Regions from separate parts of the Homo sapiens genome. Here region 2 is linked to region 1. A link is a contact called in ENCODE Hi-C or POLR2A ChIA-PET data. All regions are on one chromosome and are shown on one strand. The core of a region is the stretch at or near the end of the contact, and the rest is flanking DNA. Distances in the headings are between cores, read along the strand shown.

Region 1 (3,865 bases), core at 263-2,762:
AGGTGACCCTTGGGAGAGTCCCCATGCTTCAGCCCTAGCTTAGGCTGTCCAGGACTGACTCTGGCCAAGGTGAGGGTCAGCCAGCCCCAGAATCCCTGTCACTGGGTAGGAGAGGGGAGGGGAGGGCAGTGCTGGCTCCAGGGACTGCCCCTCTGTCCCTTCCCCTCCCCTTCCCCCAATCTCCTCTGGCATTTGTTTCCTTTCCAAAGCTGGACTGGAGCTCTCAGACAGGGCAACAAAAGCCACTCTCCACCGCGCCACAGCCACCTGTTGGGTTTTCACACATTGGGGGTGAGTGGGGGGAGGGAGCCATTGCCCTTTTCCCAGTGTCTGTGGTGTGCCCCCTCTGCCCCCCTAGGGCCTGGGATTCTCTTTGCTGCCCGAAGTGACGGGCTCAGGAGCCGGAGGGGGTGGGGGCCAGCAGCAGCTGGAAGGGGAATTGAGTGGGAAGGGGCCGGCGCTGGCAGCCGGAGAGAGTTTGATGGATTACTCTGCAGGCCGAGAGGTTTCTCCCTAATCCCCCTTTGTGTCCCGGCCTGCAGCCCCCTCACCCTCTCTGACAAGCTGCTAAGCAGAAGGCTTCCAGTAACGGTGAAGAAAAGGCAGCTCAGCAGGGCGAACTCTAAATCCCTGGCCTCCAGGCCCTGGGGGAGGCAGGCACCAGGGAGCAAGTCCGGGATGGGGCTGGGGTCCCCCGTCCCACTGCCGGCCCTTATTCTTTCTTAGGAGTCCCTGAGGTGGGGGGGCTTCATTCTGAGTGGGGTCCTCAGGTTCCCCTGGGAGCCCTGTGAAGTCGTGGGCCTCCGCTTTTTCTGCAAATCACTGTTTTTTTCTAGGGCAAGACTGGGGAAAGCAGAGACCCTCACTGCTTTGGAAATATTTGGCCCCAGAGAATCAAAGACTGAGTGGGTTGGGAGTCACCAAAGCCGTGGTTGTCTAATGCCGTGTCCCTCCCACCATCTCCCCAGCAGCCCAAGCACATGGCACCCCTCACAAAGGGGATCTGTCATGATGGGGAGCGCATTGTCTCACAAGAATGCTCATTTCCAGGTCTCCTGGCTAGTGCAGGCTCTTTCTGGGGTGTCCCCAAGGCTCCCGTGGAGCTGCCGTGAGGGTGGGGCTCGTGGGGAGTGCAGTCAGTGTGCCAGGTTTCATTAGGTAAGGTGACAGCATTGGTCCCTTGGGACTGGGGCGAGGAGGGGGTGGGTAATGGGGAGGAGGGCTGGGGAACCCCCAGACCTGAGAGGTCCACTCCCTGCCCCCAACCTAGAGGACCCTGGAGAGCTCAGTTTGGAGCAAGGTGCTGGGGTTGCCCCTTCTCTGCCATCTCACTGACCTGGGGCAGGGCAGCCTTGGTGGGGTGTGTGTCCGGGAGGTTGGCCCAGGGTGACCCCACCCGCTTTCCTCAGCTGAGTCATTATTCCTCGTGCCTCACCAGCCCCCGATTTCCCCTTCTGTGGGGAGGGCTGCGGGGTGGCTGTGAAGGGGAGAGGAGCCGCTTCTGAGGAGCCTGGGAGAAAGCAGAGCGTCTTTGTGAGTGTGCAGGGAACACGCAGGGTCGCTGAGCCTGCGGGGTCAGGGTGGGGGCTACAGCCGTTTGATGTGCCTGGGTGGGGTTTGACGCTGGCCTGCATAAAGAAGCCTTAGAATTGCTGCATGACACAGGCCCGGGGTGGGGGCTGCCCCCAGCCTGGGCTTCCACGGGCCTCTGTCTGTCAGTAGAGGGAATCTGCTCCCCCAGCTCCACCTCAGCCATGCGGGGTGGCAGAAGCCCCTTTGAAAGCCCTCAAAGACCTCTTTATACATCCCCCTCTGACCCTCCCTTCCCTTAGGGAGCTACCAGGGAGTGGGCTCGGGTCAGCTTTCCTCCTTCTCTGCCACTCTGTCTTCTGTATTTTGGACAAAGTTCAGGCCAAGTTTGTTCCTGTTGCTCAGTTTCATTTCCCCCAAAACTCCCTTTTTGGGGTCTGGTCTGAAGTGGGGGCTTTCCAGTCCAGGAGGGTTTATCTGAGCCACTCACCACCTTTGAGCCCATAGGAGCTGCTCCCTCTGGAGTTGGGCCTGCAAAGTCCTCGGTGTGTGGCGAGCACGTGGGAGGAGGAGGACTTAAGCCCTCACCCTTGCTTCTACTGCCACCCCTTGCTCTTAGCCATTCATTCATTAGGTAAACATTTCCCGGCCCCTTTTCTTGCTGGGGTGGGAGCCAGCCCTGGGGGTGTCACATATTGGGATGCATAGGGGCATGTATCTCCCAGTACCTGGAGGGGTGCAGCGGGGATCCAGGTTCACTGACCTTGCCCACGGCCCTTGGTCTCTCTGGGTTTTGATTCTTTTCCCCCAAGGATGAGGAAGGATGACCTGGGGCAGAGCTCCAGAAAGGTTCCCAGAGGCCTTAGGTTTCCTCCAGCTTTCTTGCTGTCTTGGCATTGCTGGGCCCAGAGAGGAGGGGAGATGTTTGGAACTTGAGAGGGACTTGTCCTAGAAGGCTGCCTGTTCCTTGCGTTTCTGAGAGGTCAGCCCCTCTACTTCCTTCCTCTTCCTGCCCACTCCTTGCCAGGTGAACGCTCTGAGGCTGGCTCTTCTGGTTGATCTTGTCTTTGCCAAAGTGTTCCAGGAGCAGTAGGGCAGGAGGATTTTAGAAGCATCTCCAAGACTGGAGGGTGTAAGGGAGAATTGGACCCTGTCCCCAGGAGGACAGGGGAGTTCCGCAGACTTGGGGCAGGAGGCGGGGTTCCAACACTGATCTGTCACTTGCAAGCTTTGGCAAGAAGCTTGCCCTGAGGCTGCTGATGGGAGTGGTGGCCAGAAAAGTGGTACTGAAAGACTTCTTGTTCTCTGACCTCCCTGAGCCTGACAACTGAGAAAGGCTGGGCTCCTCCGTTTGTGCTCCAGGGAAGGCGGCCCTGGAGCGGGGATGGCGAGCAGCTGGACTTAGTGCTCAGGAGTCCTCTGTGGTCTCCTTAGCCCGAGGACCCTGGAGGAGGGATGAAATGACAGGGACTGGGGCACTGGAAAGCATGCAAGGATAAGAAAAGGGGGCTTTGGAGGGTAGTGTGTGCTTATGGGCTTGGAACTTCTCAGGCAATTCCGGGCTGGGAAGAGTAAAGTCTGGGGGTATCAAGAGGACTCTGGACCCGCTGGGCAGAGTAGAACTCAAACAAGGGAGGACGGACTCTGCCACCAAAGAATACAGGGGTGCTTGAAGCCTGCACCCTTCCTAGTCAAATCCTTTCCCCACCTGGCCCAACCCCAAGTTACCAGGTAAAGAATCTCTGGGTGGGGATGGGGGGCGTTGGAGAAAGGCACCCCAGGAACTGGGAGGCTACTAATGAGCTATCTGGGCTGTAGGAGGATGGTGGGGGGCACTCTTCTCTTTACCTCTTTCTTTTTGTCTTTTTCCCATGTGGGCTAAGAAGGATCCTGCTAATTCCTGGGGGGCCTGGGAACTTGATTAAGGGAGGGGCAAGGCAGGTGGGGTGATTAATGGTTGCTGGACAGCTGTGGTTTATTTTTATTTTTTTATTTTTTAGAGACCAGGTCTCACTCTGTTGCCCAGGCTGGAGAACACTGGCACGATCATAGCTCACTTGCAGCCTCGAACTCCTGGACTCAGGAGATCCTCCCACCTCAGCCTCCTGAGTAGCTGGGATTATAGGTGCATGCCACCATGCCCAGCTAATTTTTATTTATTTATTTTTTATCTTATGTATTTATTTTTATTTGAGATGGAGTTTCGCACTGTCATGGGGCTGGAGTGCAGTGGCACAATCTCGGCTCACTGCAACCTCCGCCTCCCAGGTTCAAGCAATTCTCCTCCTTCAGCCTCCCGAGTAGCTGGGATTGTAGGCGCACGCCACCATGCCCA
Region 2 (3,677 bases), core at 167-2,666, 890 kb before region 1:
CCCCTTCAAGCTCCTAGGCTGGGAGTTGGATCCAAAGCCTGATCTGACAGTGTGCAATAAGACCTGGGATTCAAGGTTTGATACTGGCATAAAATCTTTCTTCTTTTCTCCCTAAACTGCTTGGGTGGGTGGATATTATGTGTCCCAAACTGTAAGTGAAATTGCTTTATAGGGAAAAGCTGATTCTGGATAAACTATCTAAACCTGTGAAGACAGAAGGAGGGCAGGAGGGGAGGAACCAGAACAGAGAGTGAGGGATGGCCTGGACTAAGCGGCGTGTGAACAAGGATGTCTTGGGTGAGTTCCAGGTGGTCCTGGAGGAGGTCGTCTCTCTGACCCCTCCCTAGGGGAAGTCCTTATGGTTTAGAGAACTTGGCAGCCAATATCTAGAATCCCTACCAGGCCCATGAGAAACTAGTAAAAAGGGTCTGTTCCCATGCAAAGAGGCAAGGGACTCTCAGCAGGGAAGATAAGGACACTCACATGACAAGGGTGTTTGTTGAGAAGGACAGGATGAAGTACCTGAGTCTGATGATTGAAATGACTTGGCCATAACCTCTTAGTGGCTTGAGCTGGATGGGAAGGGAGGACTTCATTTACAGTTAGTGCTGTGTGTCTTCCCTTACATCATGTGCCATCAAGATCTCAAAGGGCCTTGAAATAAGAGTTCAGCTTGTGGTGATGAGACTAGCAGAGAAAGCTCTGAGCAGGACCCAGGGGGCCTGACTCCTTGAATCTGTCTCTACTGAGCTGTGTGACTGGGGGCAAATCCTCTTCCCTCTCTAGACTTCAGTTTCCAGCCTAGGAACCTCTTAGGAATCTGTGACACATTCTCTTCTTGCATTCCAATTGGGGTAAGCAGTCAATTACCAAATATTTCCTAAACAGGTGGTTCCTAGATTGCAGCATATATGAGAATCACCTGGGAAAAGTATTAGAAAAGCAGAATCCAGGGTCCCATCTCCAAAGATTCAGGAGCCAGTAGCTCTGGAGTAGGGCCCCTGAAACTCCATTCTCAAAGAGTAGTTCTGGTGCAGGTGGTTGAGGCCACCTTGATGCAACACTGAAGGTTTCAGATGCTACAGAGAAACCAGAGAAGTGCTGAGTGAGGAAAAGCACCCGTCCTCAAGAGATTTCCAGTTTAGATGGGGGAGACAGGACCCAATCCCAAGAACAGAATATCCTCAGTGACAGATGAGAGAGAGGTACAAGGTCAAAGAAACAGGTCATGTCCTTTACCAAGCAGTTATGAGCAGAGCTTCCCAGGTGCCTGGCGCAGAAACGGTGGCAGGAGGCATGTGTGGCAGAGACAGCTAAATGCTCACCACAACCTGCTTCCTTTTCTACCAGGGCTCACAGCTGTACTTCACTTCCCAACCTCCCCTGTGGTTAGGTGTGGCCACGTGACTGAGTTCCAGCCAATGGCCCGTGGTTGCAAGAAACACCCACCATTTCCGGGTCTGGCCCACAAGCTTCCCATGTGTTATCCTGATCCCCACCTGCCAATCTAACTTTTTTAAGTAAAGGGGGAAATAAACCTCTGATTATATTCAATGACTGAAAAGCAGGGGTTGTTTCAAGTTAGTCCATCCTGATTGTACAGGATGCAAGAGAGAAGATGCAGCAATTCAACCCAAGCAGTATTTGGTCAATACTGGCTTTTTTTTTTTGAGACAGAGACTCGTTCTGTCGCCCAGGCTGGAGTGCAGTGGCACGATCTTGGCTTACTGCAAGCTCCGCCTCCCGGGTTCACACCATTCTCCTGCCTCAGCCTCCCAAGTAGTTAGCCTGCCACCACGCCTGGCTAATTTTTTCTATTTTTCAGTAGAGATGGGGTTTCACCAGGTTAGCCAGGATGGTCTGGATCTCCTGACCTCGTGATCCGCCCGTCTCGGCCTCCCAAAGTGCTGGGATTACAGGCATGAGCCACCACGCCCGGCCAATACTGGCTTTTGTAACCAAGTACTTGATGTTGTTGGACCTGAAGGAGATGCGAGTTCTGATCTTATAGGACGGACAATACTGGGAAGGGCCAGAGGAGGCAGCGGGCAGTGAATCCCACGAGTGTGGAGTTCGGACGGCATCTCTAAATGAGGCTATCTGGAGGCTGTGCCAGTCTGAAATCTCTTCTGGGACTAGTCTTGGGCCATGTAAGCCTTTGAGACAGCACATAAAAAACAGTCAAATGGGCCAGTGGTTCCAAAGATTCTAGTTTTATTTTTATTGCTGAAATTTGGAGCTAACTTATTTTTAGTAATCTTTTCTTTTCTCTCATGCCGAGGTGGTGAGGGGCAGGTGCCATGCCTGAGGCCTGGGTGTGCCTGCTGCTAGCAGAGAGATGGGGACCTCCCCAACTGTCCCAGGGCTGTGGGGTTGGCTAGTGCCCCTGGAGTACCACAGGGATCCTGTCCAGGGAGGAGCTGACTGGCCAGGCAGGAGGAGATGGAACAATTACAGGCAGGGAACAGGGAGCAGTGTAGGATCTGACCTCCAGGACCCTCTTCCTCTTGCATCTTCCTTGAAGAAAAAGAATTCAATGGTGTCACTGTAGACCCAAGAAAGCCTAGGCAGATGGGGGCATGGGAGTGTGTTTTCTATGTACTTAAGTATAATATTTAACTATAGGCCGGGTGCGGTGGCTCACTCCTGTAATCCCAGCACCTTGGGAGGCCGAGGTAGGGGTTCACCTGAGGTCAGGAGTTCAAGACCTGGCCAACATTGTGAAACCCTGTCTCTACTCAAAAAAAAAAACACAAAACTTAGCTGGGTGTGGTGGTGGGTGCCTGTAATCTCAGCTACTCAGGAGGCTGAGGCAGGAGAATTGCTTGAACCTGGGAGGCAGAGGTTGCAGTGAGCCGAGATCGCGTCATTGTACTCCAGCCTGGGCAACAAGAGCAAAACTCCATCTCAAAAAAAAAAAAAAAAAAAGAAAAAGAAAAATATTTAACTGTAGATATAGTCAACCTTCTGTTCTTTGTATCCACAGAGAAAAACACACATGAGGAGGAGTCTCCAGTGGGAAGATAGAGGTTTATCTATTAACATATTTCAGTTGTAGGATAGACACCAAGAAGAACTTTTAAGTCACTAAAGTTGTAAGATTACAGGGACTACCTGCTAAAATCAAGTGTAGGGTCAATGTCCCCTTAGCTAGCATGCCTTAAGGAATGGAGGGATGGGAAGGACCTTTCAAAACCTGACCCAGCCTGAAGTTGAGTGTTCCATTTTGTAGAAGGTTCTGAGAGGACAAGACCTACGGTCTATCCTGGGTCATCTACTGAGTAGGAAAAGACCAAGAAGAAGAGAACTTGACAAGGAGTCCTGGAGGGGTGTTAGTCCTGGCTCTACCCAAACAGATGTGTGGCCTAGTGACGTCCTTCCACCTCTCTGGGCCTCAGTTTCTCCATCTATAAAGCGAGGTGCTCTGACATTCTGCAAGCAGAAAGCTGTATTGTCCTCAGAGCACTCACCCCAATGCTCTGGGCCGGTGCCAGAGTCCTGGGGTCCCAGAGCCTGTTTAACATGCCAAGAGTTCAGAACGCCTGTGTTCCCGCTCAGATGTCAAAGCCTTAAATGGCCACCACCTGTAGGCATTTGGGAAATTGATAAGAATGGAAGCTGGCCCCACTTCCAGGGTCAGATCCCTGATAGGAAAAAAATGAACAAATATGAGGGAT

Evidence for each region. Hi-C counts contacts between places; a loop is a spot of excess contacts on that map. ChIA-PET counts read pairs that join two places held with the same protein, here RNA polymerase II (POLR2A). Pooled maps may share reads with other maps.
Region 2: a loop to region 1 is called in a pooled map, with 3 times the contacts of the local background. The contact joins two enhancer-like sites. A Hi-C loop is called at or near these places in 2 of 50 pooled maps. POLR2A ChIA-PET finds 5 or more read pairs at or near these places in 2 of 52 experiments (A673 and OCI-LY7).

What each region holds. Positions count from the first base shown.
Region 1 is chr1:205,667,363-205,671,227 of GRCh38, reverse strand. All of the region lies in intron 1 of SLC45A3 (solute carrier family 45 member 3), which reads left to right. Among named protein-coding and RNA genes, the nearest start is that of SLC45A3, 11 kb to the left of the region's middle. RefSeq lists enhancers at 650-1,211, 1,882-1,961, 1,972-2,051. Within about 2 kb of position 1,512, at least 7 of the 41 ENCODE cell types and tissues checked have a DNase peak (open chromatin) inside an H3K27ac peak, as active enhancers do; they include OCI-LY7, where a contact is called at or near this core.
Region 2 is chr1:206,560,915-206,564,591 of GRCh38, reverse strand. The region is part of intron 2 of RASSF5 (Ras association domain family member 5); the gene reads right to left. It overlaps LOC124904494 (a long non-coding RNA gene), which reads right to left. Exons shown (of 2, transcript XR_007066831.1): 2 at 2,198-3,584. Among named protein-coding and RNA genes, the nearest start is that of EIF2D, 50 kb to the left of the region's middle. Within about 2 kb of position 1,416, at least 9 of the 41 ENCODE cell types and tissues checked have a DNase peak (open chromatin) inside an H3K27ac peak, as active enhancers do; they include OCI-LY7, where a contact is called at or near this core.